Linked DNA regions of Homo sapiens: all the other regions are linked to region 2. Evidence: read pairs that join two places in POLR2A ChIA-PET (ENCODE). Cell type or tissue: OCI-LY7. All regions are shown on one strand.

Region 1 (4,000 bases), 60 kb before region 2:
ATCTCTCTGTGGTGCAGTTTTTCTAACCTGTAAAGTAGGGATAGTAATAATTCTTATTTTGGGAATTGTTATAAAAATTAAATGAACATTTCCATGCAATGAGCTTATAACAGCTGTAATGAGCTTATAACAGGACAAGGCATATTGTAAACATTAAACATTTTTAAAAGAGAAAAGTAGTCTTGCAATTAAGTGTGAAGAACCAGGTGTGGACTCAGAATGGGGCAGGGTGCCCACAAACAAGAGGCATAAGAAGATTGAAAGCACTTTATTACCCTTCAAAAGCTGACAAAACTGAAGAATTCTTGTCTCTATATAAAGTAATATCACTGCAACTTCTCCTCCTTCTCCTCCTCCTATGTAGAGTGGGTGAGTTTAGTGACAGACTGTTTTGGAAGGAGCTAGAAATATCAGCTGGAAAAATGCTTGGCAACCACTTTAGAATGATTATCTGACTTTAGGAGGAAGGGAGAATACTGAGGTATTCCTCTTATCCAAATTTAGAAATGTCATGAAGGCACAATGAATCATCTCTCAGAGGCTCTAAAAACATTTTTCCCATACTAGGTGTTGCCTATTGTCTACCATTGCTGGCAGTTCTGAACCTCAGGATCACTCACCAACTCCCAAAGAAGCTACCCAGTTTGGGCAATTACAGGATCTGCTTCAGGGTTTTCTTTCCCACATTTTGGTGGACGTTGTGTCTGGCTCTCCAACCTCCATCCCACCCCTTGGATCCGTCTAAATCAATCAAGGTTAATCTCACCCACCTTGTCAGGCATGAGCTCAGTGTGGGCCTGTGCCATACAAGAAAGGGGACTTGGGAAAAAGAACTCAGCCTTTCTCTCCTGCTGAATGTGAACAGGGAAGCATGTTGCTCTGATTGCTGCTGGCAGCCATTTCAGGACCAGGTAACCAGCCATAGGAGGAAACAATGCTCTGATGGGCAGCTTGGAGAGATGGGAGGAATGGGTCCCTGAGGACATGATTGAGTCCCTGCAGCTGCCCCAACTCTGTAATTCCTCTTTTGCATTTTACTAAATTTCTTTATCATTAAGCTAGTTTAATTTGAGTTTCTGTTATTTGCAGCCAAAAACATTCTGACCAAACTCACTCATGACACTTCCCTACACTATCTTGTAGGCAGTTATTTATGTCAACGTGGGTGTCCCTATTAGGTTGTGCATAACTTGAGGGCAGCAGTCATGTTCCATCCATTTTTTTTCTTTCTTTTAAAACATTTAACGTAGTGTCTTGCAAATAGTCACAATTTTACTCTTTTTGATAAATAACAATGTTGAAAGCAATATACTCTGACAGCTTTTGGCCTCACTTAACAGCAGTGAAGCCCCTATTAAAAAACAGAATTTGCTTTTTTGATCTATAATTATAAAAGCCAATGCTTGGTAGAAATGAATAAAATCATGATCTTTCAGGATCTTTTTAGTGTTGTTCATGCAATTGTTGGATATAGAAAATCTTATTACAAATTAAATAATTGAATTATGTTTTCATAACATGCAACCAAGTACACTCCCCCTAGCTTTCCCTCTATAAGGACTAATTTCAGGCATCTGTTTGTACAGTGAAGATGAATTTTATTGGTGACAAATGCACTCCTGCATTAACAAATTAAGTGCATTCTCAAAGGGGAAAAAACAAACTCAGAGAAAATTGGGTTGTCTGTTCTTAAAGTCTAAAAAAGGACTTCTGTCCTCGGGGGACATTCGGCATTTTTGTAATCACATAGAAAGAAAAACATGTGCCTCTTGGGTATAGCATTAAAATAAATTAATTTTGCTGCCTTATTCATAATGGCTAACGGCAAATTGGGAGTGTTTATTTCTAGACTCTTCTTGCTCATAAAACCAGGTTTTCTTATGACCGCCTTCTCACTGAAGATGAATAGCTGTGTTAACTTATAGAAGATGAAGAATGTAGTACCTGTTCCTCCACTTGTGGCTTATTAATAATAGGTGAGTTGTCATGGGGACTAACAGGACCCTAAAGCCTCAGGATCTTGAATTCATATCGCTAGAACATCATCCTCTATTTTCTTCTCAGTTGTTCTTGGGATGCAAAATGTCTTCTACACCTTGGAGAAATGCTGCCTTGTGAACAGACTCTGGAGACAGTTGTTATCATTTCCCTCTTTCCAGCACAACTTGTGGTCATTCTCCCCCCATCCTGGCTGCTTTCTCCTAGCCTACACCAGGGTTTCCTTCACTTGTTCTTCCCAGATTAGCCTGTCTGCACATTCACTCGCCTGAAATCCTAGAAAATTTACTCACCCTTAAATATTTCTTTGGTGTTCTCCAAGATGGGTGTGGAGAGGCACCAATCTGTGGCAGGTATAGGTTAACATATATATAGTAGCTTCCAGTTAGATGGGGTGGCTATGGATTTCCATTGTTTTCCAATACAGAGTCTCATAATGTTAAATACTTGACTTTCACGATGTTGTAAGTATTGGAGAGGTGTGAATGACCTCTGCAATCACTGAGAAATTCTTAAGAATGGCAATTCTTCCCTGAATTTTACCAGCTGGAAATCTTATTTCATAAAGAAATGTTGCAATAATTGGAGGAAACCGTAATATTTTCTTACAAAAGAAATATGCTTTTGTAAATAAATAGCTGCCATGTGACCACAAGTAGATTTGTACAAGTCTAGAAATATTTTGAGGGCTCATAGATATGATTGTTGCTTTTGTGTTCCCTTTGATTTTTTTTTCTAAATTTATTAACAGTTATGGCATTTAGCTAAGAAACAATATTATCTAAGCCTATTTTGTAAATAGCCACATGTCCCATCGCCCAAGGTAAATAATTCTATCAGGTTGATTGCAGAATCCAGGTTTGTTTGTTTTTAAAATCTATTTAATTACATTGGACTTGTCTGATGGAATAGTTTTTATTTGCAAGACAGAGTTATGCATGGGAGAAACCAGAATAATCATACTTATAAGAGAAATTTGGGACAAAATACTAAACTAAGCTTCTTTTTTGAACTGCTCCCTAACATCTTGTCAGTTAGAAAACGGCTGAGTTGTAGCTGAAATGATGGATTCTTTTGCCTTGTCCTACCATGGGGCAGAAGTAAGGGGTTGAACATGAGAGACGAGTCTCACAAGGAAGAGACTGTTGTTTGCAGAGATATTCTGATTCAAAAGAATTCTTTATGTTCCAAGGAGAAACTGTTCTTTGGTAAAAATACTAATATGCGTCTTGAAACCATTTTTCTAACCTTTAGGTTAAATTTTAAATCAAGACTATGGAAAAAGAGGGTTGTCTTTTCATAACATATTTTTGCCCCCTAATCTGTCCTCCTGTTAGTTTTAAACATGATTAACCGTTTGACATAACTACCCAAATGACAGAGTGTTTGTATTAAATACATATTACAATTTATTTTCCCATATATAATTAGGAATAATCATTGCTGCCAGAATATAAAATGACACATCAATGATAAGTAGAGATAATAGCAGCTGCACACAAGAAAATGCATCTAAACACCTGAAGATTATAATTATATCTCTCTCCCACCCCTTATGTTTGTGTCATGATGCATCTTAGGTGGCATAGACCTTAGGTAGTCATTAAAGTCACGTGAGTATTCTACTAGTATCTACTGCAAATATATAGGTATCCCTTGAGCATATGCTTTTTCAATATTGAAAAATATCAATAACTGAGATAATAGGGAGTGCATTTTACCAAAATGAGAGCTCTCCTTAGGAATCTTAAGTTATACATCATCTTTGTAATTCATTGAATTCAATTGAATACCCACTCTGTGCTAAGTACACTACTAGTCACTTTGGAGGACACACAGAAGAATCACTGCTTCCCTTCAAGAGAGTTACAATCTCTGTTGGAGGTGGAGACAGGACAAGACAGAGCAAGGAAGAACAATTAATATCACACTTGTCTAATTTTTCTAAGTTGTATAGTTTCGAGAGTTTATGTGTTGTAGGAATTTGGAGAGAGGAAGTCAG
Region 2 (4,000 bases):
CCTCCTCCTTCTCTTCCTCCTCCTCCTTCTCTTCCTCTTCCTCCTCCTTCTCCTCCTTCTCTTCCTCCTCCTCCTTCTCTTCCTCCTCCTCCTTCTCTTCCTCCTCCTCCTTCTCTTCCTCCTCCTCCTTCTCTTCCTCCTCCTCCTTCTCTTCCTCCTCCTCCTTCTCTTCCTCCTCCTCCTTCTCTTCCTCCTCCTCTTCCTTCTCCTCCTCCTTCTCTTCCTTCTCCTTCTTCTCCTCCTCCTTCTCTTCCTCTTCCTCCTTCTCTTCCTCCTCCTCCTTCTCTTCCTCCTCCTCCTTCTCTTCCTCCTCCTCCTTCTCTTCCTCCTCCTCCTTCTCTTCCTCCTCCTCCTTCTCTTCCTCCTACTCCTCCTTCATCCTCTTCCTCCTCCTTCTCTTCCTCCTCCTCCTCTTCCTCCTTCTCTCCTTCCTTCTATCTCATCTTGATAATCTGAACTCCAATCCCCAGGATGCCAATCCATTAATTAAATGTCCAATACAACTTGCCTTTGTTTTATCACTGAAGATGACTCTTTCCTTTAGTCTTTTAGCCTTTCCAAATCTGGCCATACAAATTCATGAATGGCTATGATTGTGTCAGAGGGATCAAAAACACCAAAAAGATGAAGACCAGCTCATAGGTTGAAGGAATTTTATTCTTGGTTTTCTTAATATTACTACTAGTTAAATATCTTAGAAAATGTCAATCATGCCATGAATTTAATTTGGGGTTGCAAAAGAAAGTGGAAAACTATTCACTTGGGTTTCCTTTTGTGATGTTCCAGGGAGTGGATGCTACTCATGAAGAGTAATAAGCGGGACAAGTCCTAAAGCACTGAGAAGGAAGTGATGATGGTAGTGATCAAGTAGTCACCATTTTGGAAAGTGGATTATGTACCATCCCTATGCTTAGTGCTTTACAGACATTATCTCATCTGATCTTCTCAACAAACAATCAATGCTGTTTTTATAGTTATTTTGATATTACAGATGAAAAAATTGAGGTTTAGAGAGGTTAAAGAAATTTTTAAAAAGTTTTTTCACTAGTAAATGAAAGAAGTGGAATCCTATGTCTGTCTAGCCTGACTCCAGAGTCTATACTGTGGACCACTAACTATCAAGGGGTTAACAGTAGAACTGATCTGTGGCCAAGAGATGTCTCTAGAGCTTGAATGTCCTTATTCCTTGGAGCATCTTATTCATACTGCCCTACCCTGTTGTATCACTCTCTGTCCCTTTTCACTGAAGCTGAGCTTGCTGTGGTCTGGAAAAGCACAATGGTTTCTTTGGTGCAGCCTGTGGTTTTAGAGCTTACAGTGAGAAGAGCATGCAGATAAAACATAGAGCATCCTACTGAGACACAAGTCCAAGCAATGCTGCTGTAGAGAGCCAGAAAAGCAAAATGGTTCTGACCCTGGCAGGAAATACCATGGACAAGTAGGGAAACAGGTTGGGCAGACCCTAAGATGGGAAAGCTCTGTGCCAGCGCAGAACTCCCCCAGTGGCTGCCATCAATCCCCCTTTTAGTAGCATGTGTAAGGACTCATGAGCATCAAATGTATTCGACACGAACAGCACTGGCCTTAAATGTTTCTTTCCACAAGGATCAGAAACTTTACTACGGTTTTTGTGTCAGGACCTGTTGTTAAATGAACTGATGTCTTTGAAGTGCTTTTCAGTGCTTGAACAGTCATAATTTTAATAATCAGGAGAGTAATCCCAGCATTTTGGAAGGCTGAGGCAGGGAGATTGCTTGAGCCTAGGAGTTCAATACCACCTGGGTAACATACCAAGTCTCCACCTCTACAAAAATTAGAAAATTAGCTGGGTATGGTGGCTTGCACCTATAGTCCTAGCTATTTGGGAGGCTGAGACAGGAGGATCATTTGAGCCCAGGAGGTTGAGGCTGCAGTGAGCTATGATTACACCATTGTATGCCAGCCTGGGCATGAGAGTGAGACCCTGTATCAGAAAAGAGAGTTCTTGTCACTGATCACTGATGATAAAAGTTCATTTCTTCTAAAGATCAAAAGCTCCTGGTTTCAAATTAAAACTATGTCTGTGTGTGCATGCAGTAGAATAAAAGACAACTAAAATGTTAATTCCTTCTCCTTTTAGTATCACATGGAGTCTACCTGGCATGTCACAAGCAGCAATTCTGAGGTTTTGAGAGAGCTTCTTGCTGAACTTCTTGTTCAGTTTGCCTCCACGCTTTCCCCTACCACCAGAAAATTTAAACAAAACAACCTGCTTTTGCCTGAATGACCTAGGTAACAACCTACTTTAGCTTGAGCTGCTTAGATATTTCAGCTAAAAATGGCTTATTTCCATGAGTCACCTGGATAATTGCATTACTCTGCTGGCCCACTTAGCTGGGTGGGCCAGCAGGTGTTAAGTGCAACTGTCAACGAGTACTTCATTGTTTTCCACTCTATGGATAGTACTGTGACAGTTTCTTAGTGCCTGGAGAAGTACCTCTTAGATTCACTTTCAGCTCTTGAGCCTCTTTCTTTTAGATGGATCATCCTTGCTATGTGACAAAATCAGCCCCCTTCTATCTCCGTAGGGCAACTTTGTATCATGCATGTATGTGTGTGTAGCTTTGTGGTTTTGAAGAAAAATTACTTCAACAAGTACTTCTTAAATACTTCCTGGCAGAGCGCTGTCTGTAGGAGATACAAAAGGAGATAAAGACAAGATTTTTTCCTCAAAATACAGCTGTTTAAGTAGACTGGTATATATAAACCATTAGAAAGTCTCTACATGTTTACTGTTGACCTGTTTGGAAGTGTAATCAGAGTTGAAAGTTGAAGAGGGACAAAATATTTGGAGAAATCTTTGGAAGGGCTTACCTTCCATTACTTGAGATATAGATGCATTGTCTTTTTTTTTTTTAGCTGGGTTTCACTCTTGTGCCCAGGCTGGAGTGCAGTGGTACAATCTCGGCTCACTGCAACCTCTATCTCCTGGGTTCAAGTGATTCTCCTGCCTCAGCCTCCTGAGTAGCTGAGATTACAGGCATGTGCCGCCACGCTTAGCTAATTTATGTATTTTTAGTAGAGATGGGGTTTCTCCATGTTGGTCAGGCTGGTCTCGAACTCCCGACCTAAGGTGATCCACCTGCCTCAGCCTCCCAAAGCTGGGATTACAGGCATGAGCCACCATGCCCAGCCACATTGTCTTCTTTTTTTCTTTTTTTCCTCTGCAAATGTATTATATAGTTTACTTTGACAAAATATAACCCAATTTTCTAGAATGGCATCGCTGAAGAAAGATAGTTGTCTGCCTCATTTAGAGAGTAACTCAGGGTTCGTGGTTCTCCAAAGGAAAGACGGCAGACAGTTTTGGCTACAAAAACACTTGAGGTATTTAGAAAAAACTCCACACTGTATACTTTACTTTTATGACCGAGTTTTTTAGATGCTTCTGAGAACACAAAATAAATGGAAAACACATACAGGAAAAGAAAAAAAAAGACTTGCCTCATGTGGAACAATCAACATTGTAAAACTAAACCTTAACTAATTTTTGAAATCTATTTATATGTAAAAAAAATTAGTGCCCTAGCTTCAGTTTTAAATTTCATATAATTTGATGTCATGAAATAAAAGGTTAGTTTCTCTGCTTTTTTCTTTCCCTTTTCCCTGGTTATAAAATGATAGATTTTAAAATTAAGTGGTAAGACCAAGTTTTTTTTTTTTTATTTTTTGTTTTTAAGTAGATATTTGAACTTTGATGTAAGAGCTCACCACTTCTATGCTTACAGTGTTTAAATTCTCTGGCATGAAACTTTTAGGCTTGAAATAAATGTCACTAACATGATTTTGAAGGTCAGGCTGGTGAACCACCAAAAATGTCTGACAGCTCGAAAATAGAGTATTTACATGTGGCTCATGGCATCGTGCTCTTTGCTATGATGTAGTCAGGTTGAATAAGTGGAGCAGTGTGAACTGAACCTTGGTAGAATTTGACATTTAACCCCAGAGGTCTATATGCATC
Region 3 (4,000 bases), 320 kb before region 2:
CACAGAGGAGGAGCTAAAACATGAGGGATTGGTTTAGGAGGTAAGGGGAGACCCAACATTCATGGCTCTGGGCTTCGGTCATTTGTTCTCTTGTTGGACTTTTTAAAAATAATTTCAACTTTTATTTTAAATTCAGGGTGTTTATGCGCAGGTTTATTACATGGGTATATTGCATGATGCTGAGGTTTGAGGTATGATTGATCCCATCATCTAGGTACTGTACATAGTTCCCAATAGTTAGTTTTTCAAAATTTATCCCCCTCCCTCTCTAGTGGTCCTCAGTGTCTAATAGTAAACATTTGCTACGTCTAAGATTACATGTTAATGATACCGGAGATTACACATGTGCAAGAGGCATAGCTAATGCTTCAAACAGTATAGAGATGGGAATAATTTATATAAAACAGAGAATCTGGGATAAAATCTATGTACTTATATTATAAATTTGGGATTTTTCCCTAAGGAGATGATATTTGAAGTTTTACAAGAGGCATTCATTCATTTAGTCATCAAAAATTTGTTAAGCACCTATGTAATAAACACTTCTAGGTGCTATAATAATAAAATATGAGTGAATGGCAATGGGGAGTTATTTGTTAATGACTCTAGAGTTTCAGTTTTATAAGATAAAGAGTTCTGGAGATGGATGGTGATGGTGGTTGCACAACAATATAACTGTTGGCTTTTTTTTGTTTGTTTTGTTTTTGAGATGGAGTCTCACTCTGTTGCCCAGGCTGGAGTGCAGTGGCGTGATCTCGATCTCGGCTCACTGCAACCTCTGCCTCCTGGGTTCAAGCGATTCTTGTACCCTAGCCTCCTGAGTAGCTGTGATTACAGGCACCTGCCACCACACCTGGCTCTTTTTTTTTTTTTTTTTGTATTTTTAGTAGAGATGGGGTTTCACCATGTTAGCAGGCTGGTTTCAATCTCCTGACCTCAAGTGATCCTCCTACCTCGGCCTCCCAAAGTGCTAGGATTACAGGCATGAGCCACCGCACCCAGCCATAACTGTTCTTAATACCATTGAACTGTACATTAAAAATAGTTAAGATAGTATATCTTATATTATGTATATTTAAGCACAATAAAAATTGAAAACAAAACAATAACAAAATAGATAAATGAATAAATAATTTAAAAAAACATGAGGAAACAAAAAAAGACCTTTGCCCTCTATGGAGCTCATAATCTAGCACGGGGCAATAGACACTACATATTATATTATTTATACATTAGAAGGTCATAAGTGCTAGAGGAAAGGTAGGGGGATTAGGCATCTCTAGGTTAGTTGCTGTTTTAAAAAGAATTGTCAGAGTAGGCCTCTTACTCTTTGATCAAAGACATGGAGATGATGGAATTAGCTACATAAATATCTGGGTTCCAAAGCAGTGAGAACATCCAGTGCAAAAATCCTTAGGTAGGAGCATGCCTGGCACGTTCTAGGGATGTCAAGGAGGCCAGTGTGGCTGGGACAGGGTGGGGGCAGAGAGAGATAGGTAGGAGTTGAGGTTACAGTGGTAAAGGGAAGTCAGATCATATGGGTTCTTGAGATCGTTGGAAGGACTTTGGTTTCTACTCTGAGAGAAATGGGAACCATTGCAAAGTTTTAAAAAGGAGAACGGATGATGTGACATATTTTAAAAGGATAATTATTTACAGAGAGAATAGACTCAAGTGAAGAAGCAGGGTACCTGCTTAGGAGGCTGTTGTATTAGTCTTTGGGTGAAAGATGGTGGTGGCTTGGACTAGAGCAGTAGCAGTATTCGTGGTGGGAAATGGTCAGATTTTTACATATTTTAAAGGTAGCGCCAACAGAATTTCCTAAAGGATTAGAGGTAGGGTGGAAAAAAGAAAAGTCAAGGATGACTCTAAAGTTTTTGACTTGAGCACCTGGACTGTTGGAATGACATCATGGGAGAGGCTTTGAGTGAGCAGTTTTTTTAGGGGGAAGATCAGGAGTTCAGTTTTGAACACATTGAGTAAACTCTGTTATTACAATTTGGTTTTTTAAGTTGCACAAGTGAGGGCCATGGAAAATATGAGTCAACGGTATAGTATCTTTCACATAGTATTGGCTCAGAGTAGGCGTGTCCTTTAGATGTGGAAGAAAAAAGAGGATGTAAGATTGTAAGAGCTCTGTTGCTGACTCATGTTTTTCATGACTGTCACTTGTGCAACTTAAGAAAATTAACTGTAATCATAACAGCTAACAATATTGAGCTGTTACTATGAACAAATAGATGACATGTTAACTTATGCTAATGTGTGTAATTGAAGGAAATGTTAAATTGCAGTTAGAGGGTAGTGAGATTCCCATCCAAGTTCATGGAATCTGTCTTCTGTCCTTGGACTCCAGATTGAGAACCCTGCAGTGATTTTTAGTTTACAAATACCCCTGGGCCTAGATTGTTATCCTCACAGCAGTCTTAAGGAATAGGTCAGTGAGGTTATCCCTTTCATACTCGGAAGTCGGGAGTGGCTTGCCCAAGATAAAAACATGAATTCAACTTCCAGGTTCTCTGACTTCAATGCCAACAATTTCTCAATATTCCCTGCCACCCAACTTTCACTGATCATTTAAAAACTTACAAAAATGTTAGAATAGTACAGTACAATGAACACAGCATACTTTTAACCTATTTCACTAACTGATTATTGTGCCACATTTGATTTATGTCCTTACAAACACACACATACACATACACACAAACACACACGGGAGTTTTTTAGTGACTTTTTAAAAAGTAAATTGCAGGAATTCTGTCACATCCAAGTATGTTTAACCTGCATCCCTTAAGAATAAGAGCATTCTAGAGAACCCATAAATAAAGTCACACACCTACAACCATCTGATCTTGGACAAAACTGTCCAAAATAAGCAATGAGGAAAGGACTTCCTATTCAATAAATGGTGCTGGGATAGCTAGCTAGCAATATGCAAAGGAATAAAACTGGATACCTACCTTTCACCATATACAAAAATTAATTCAAGGTTGATTAAAGCTTTAAATGTAAGACCTCAAACTATTAGAATCCTAGAAGAAAACATAGGAAACACTATTCTGGCCACTGACCTTGGGAAAAAATTTATGATTAAGCAATTGCAGCATAAACAAAAATGGACAAATGAGACCTAATTAAACTAAAGAGTTTCTGTACAGCAAAACAAAAACAAAATAAAAACTATAAACAGAGTAAACAGACAACTCACAGAATGAGAGAAAATATTTGCAAACTCTGCATCCAACAAAGGTCTAATATCTAGTATCTATAAGAAATTTAAATAACTCAGTAAGCCAAAAACAAATAACCACATTAAAAAGGGGTCAAAAGACAGAATGGACGCTTCCCAAAAGAAGACACACAATTGGTCAACAAACATGAAAAAGTGCTCCACATCATTAATCAGAAGAAATGTAAACCAAAACCACAATGAGATATCATCTCACACTAGTCAGAATGGCTATTATTAAAAAGTCAAAAAACAATAGATGCCAGTGAGGCTGCAGAGAAAAGAGAACACTTATACACTGTTGGTGGGAATGTAAATTAGTTCAGCCACTGTAGAAAGGAGTTTGGAGATTTCTCAAAGAACTTAAAAAAGAACTACCACTTGACCCAGCAATCCTATTACTGGGTATATATCCAAAAGAAAATAAATTGTTCTACCAAAAATACACATGGAGTTGTATGTTTATCATAGCACTATTTATAATAGCAAAGTCATAGAATCAACCTAGGTGCCCATCAGTGGTGGACTGGATAAAACACTATGTGTGTGTGTGTGTGTGTGTATATATATATGTATATATATGTATATATAAATACGTATATGTGTATATATATATGTATATATATGTATATATAAATACGTATATATGTATATATGTATATAGAAATACGTATGTATGTGTGTGTATATATGAATATGTGTGTGTGTGTGTATATATATATATATATATATTTTCAAGATGAAGCCTCGTACTGTTACCCGGGCTGG

What was found. Peaks named below come from ENCODE experiments on the same cell type or tissue, not always from the same donor. Only the 100,000 strongest peaks of a DNase experiment are listed, where the experiment ranks them.
Region 1: POLR2A ChIA-PET joins it to region 2 with 5 read pairs; 2 of 35 experiments call an interaction of 5 or more read pairs at or near these places.
Region 3: POLR2A ChIA-PET joins it to region 2 with 6 read pairs; 1 of 35 experiments calls an interaction of 5 or more read pairs at or near these places.

What each region holds. Positions count from the first base shown.
Region 1 is chr12:90,014,930-90,018,929 of GRCh38, forward strand. All of the region lies in intron 7 of LOC105369890 (a long non-coding RNA gene), which reads left to right. Among named protein-coding and RNA genes, the nearest start is that of LINC02399, 69 kb to the left of the region's middle. In OCI-LY7, no CTCF peak of the experiment used is centred here; no DNase peak of the experiment used is centred here.
Region 2 is chr12:90,074,625-90,078,624 of GRCh38, forward strand. All of the region lies in intron 10 of LOC105369890 (a long non-coding RNA gene), which reads left to right. Among named protein-coding and RNA genes, the nearest start is that of LINC02399, 130 kb to the left of the region's middle. In OCI-LY7, no CTCF peak of the experiment used is centred here; a DNase peak (open chromatin) is centred at 2,337; H3K27ac peaks cover 3,234 bases.
Region 3 is chr12:89,754,798-89,758,797 of GRCh38, forward strand. The region is part of intron 2 of LOC107984543 (a long non-coding RNA gene); the gene reads left to right. Among named protein-coding and RNA genes, the nearest start is that of ATP2B1-AS1, 48 kb to the left of the region's middle. In OCI-LY7, no CTCF peak of the experiment used is centred here; a DNase peak (open chromatin) is centred at 2,074.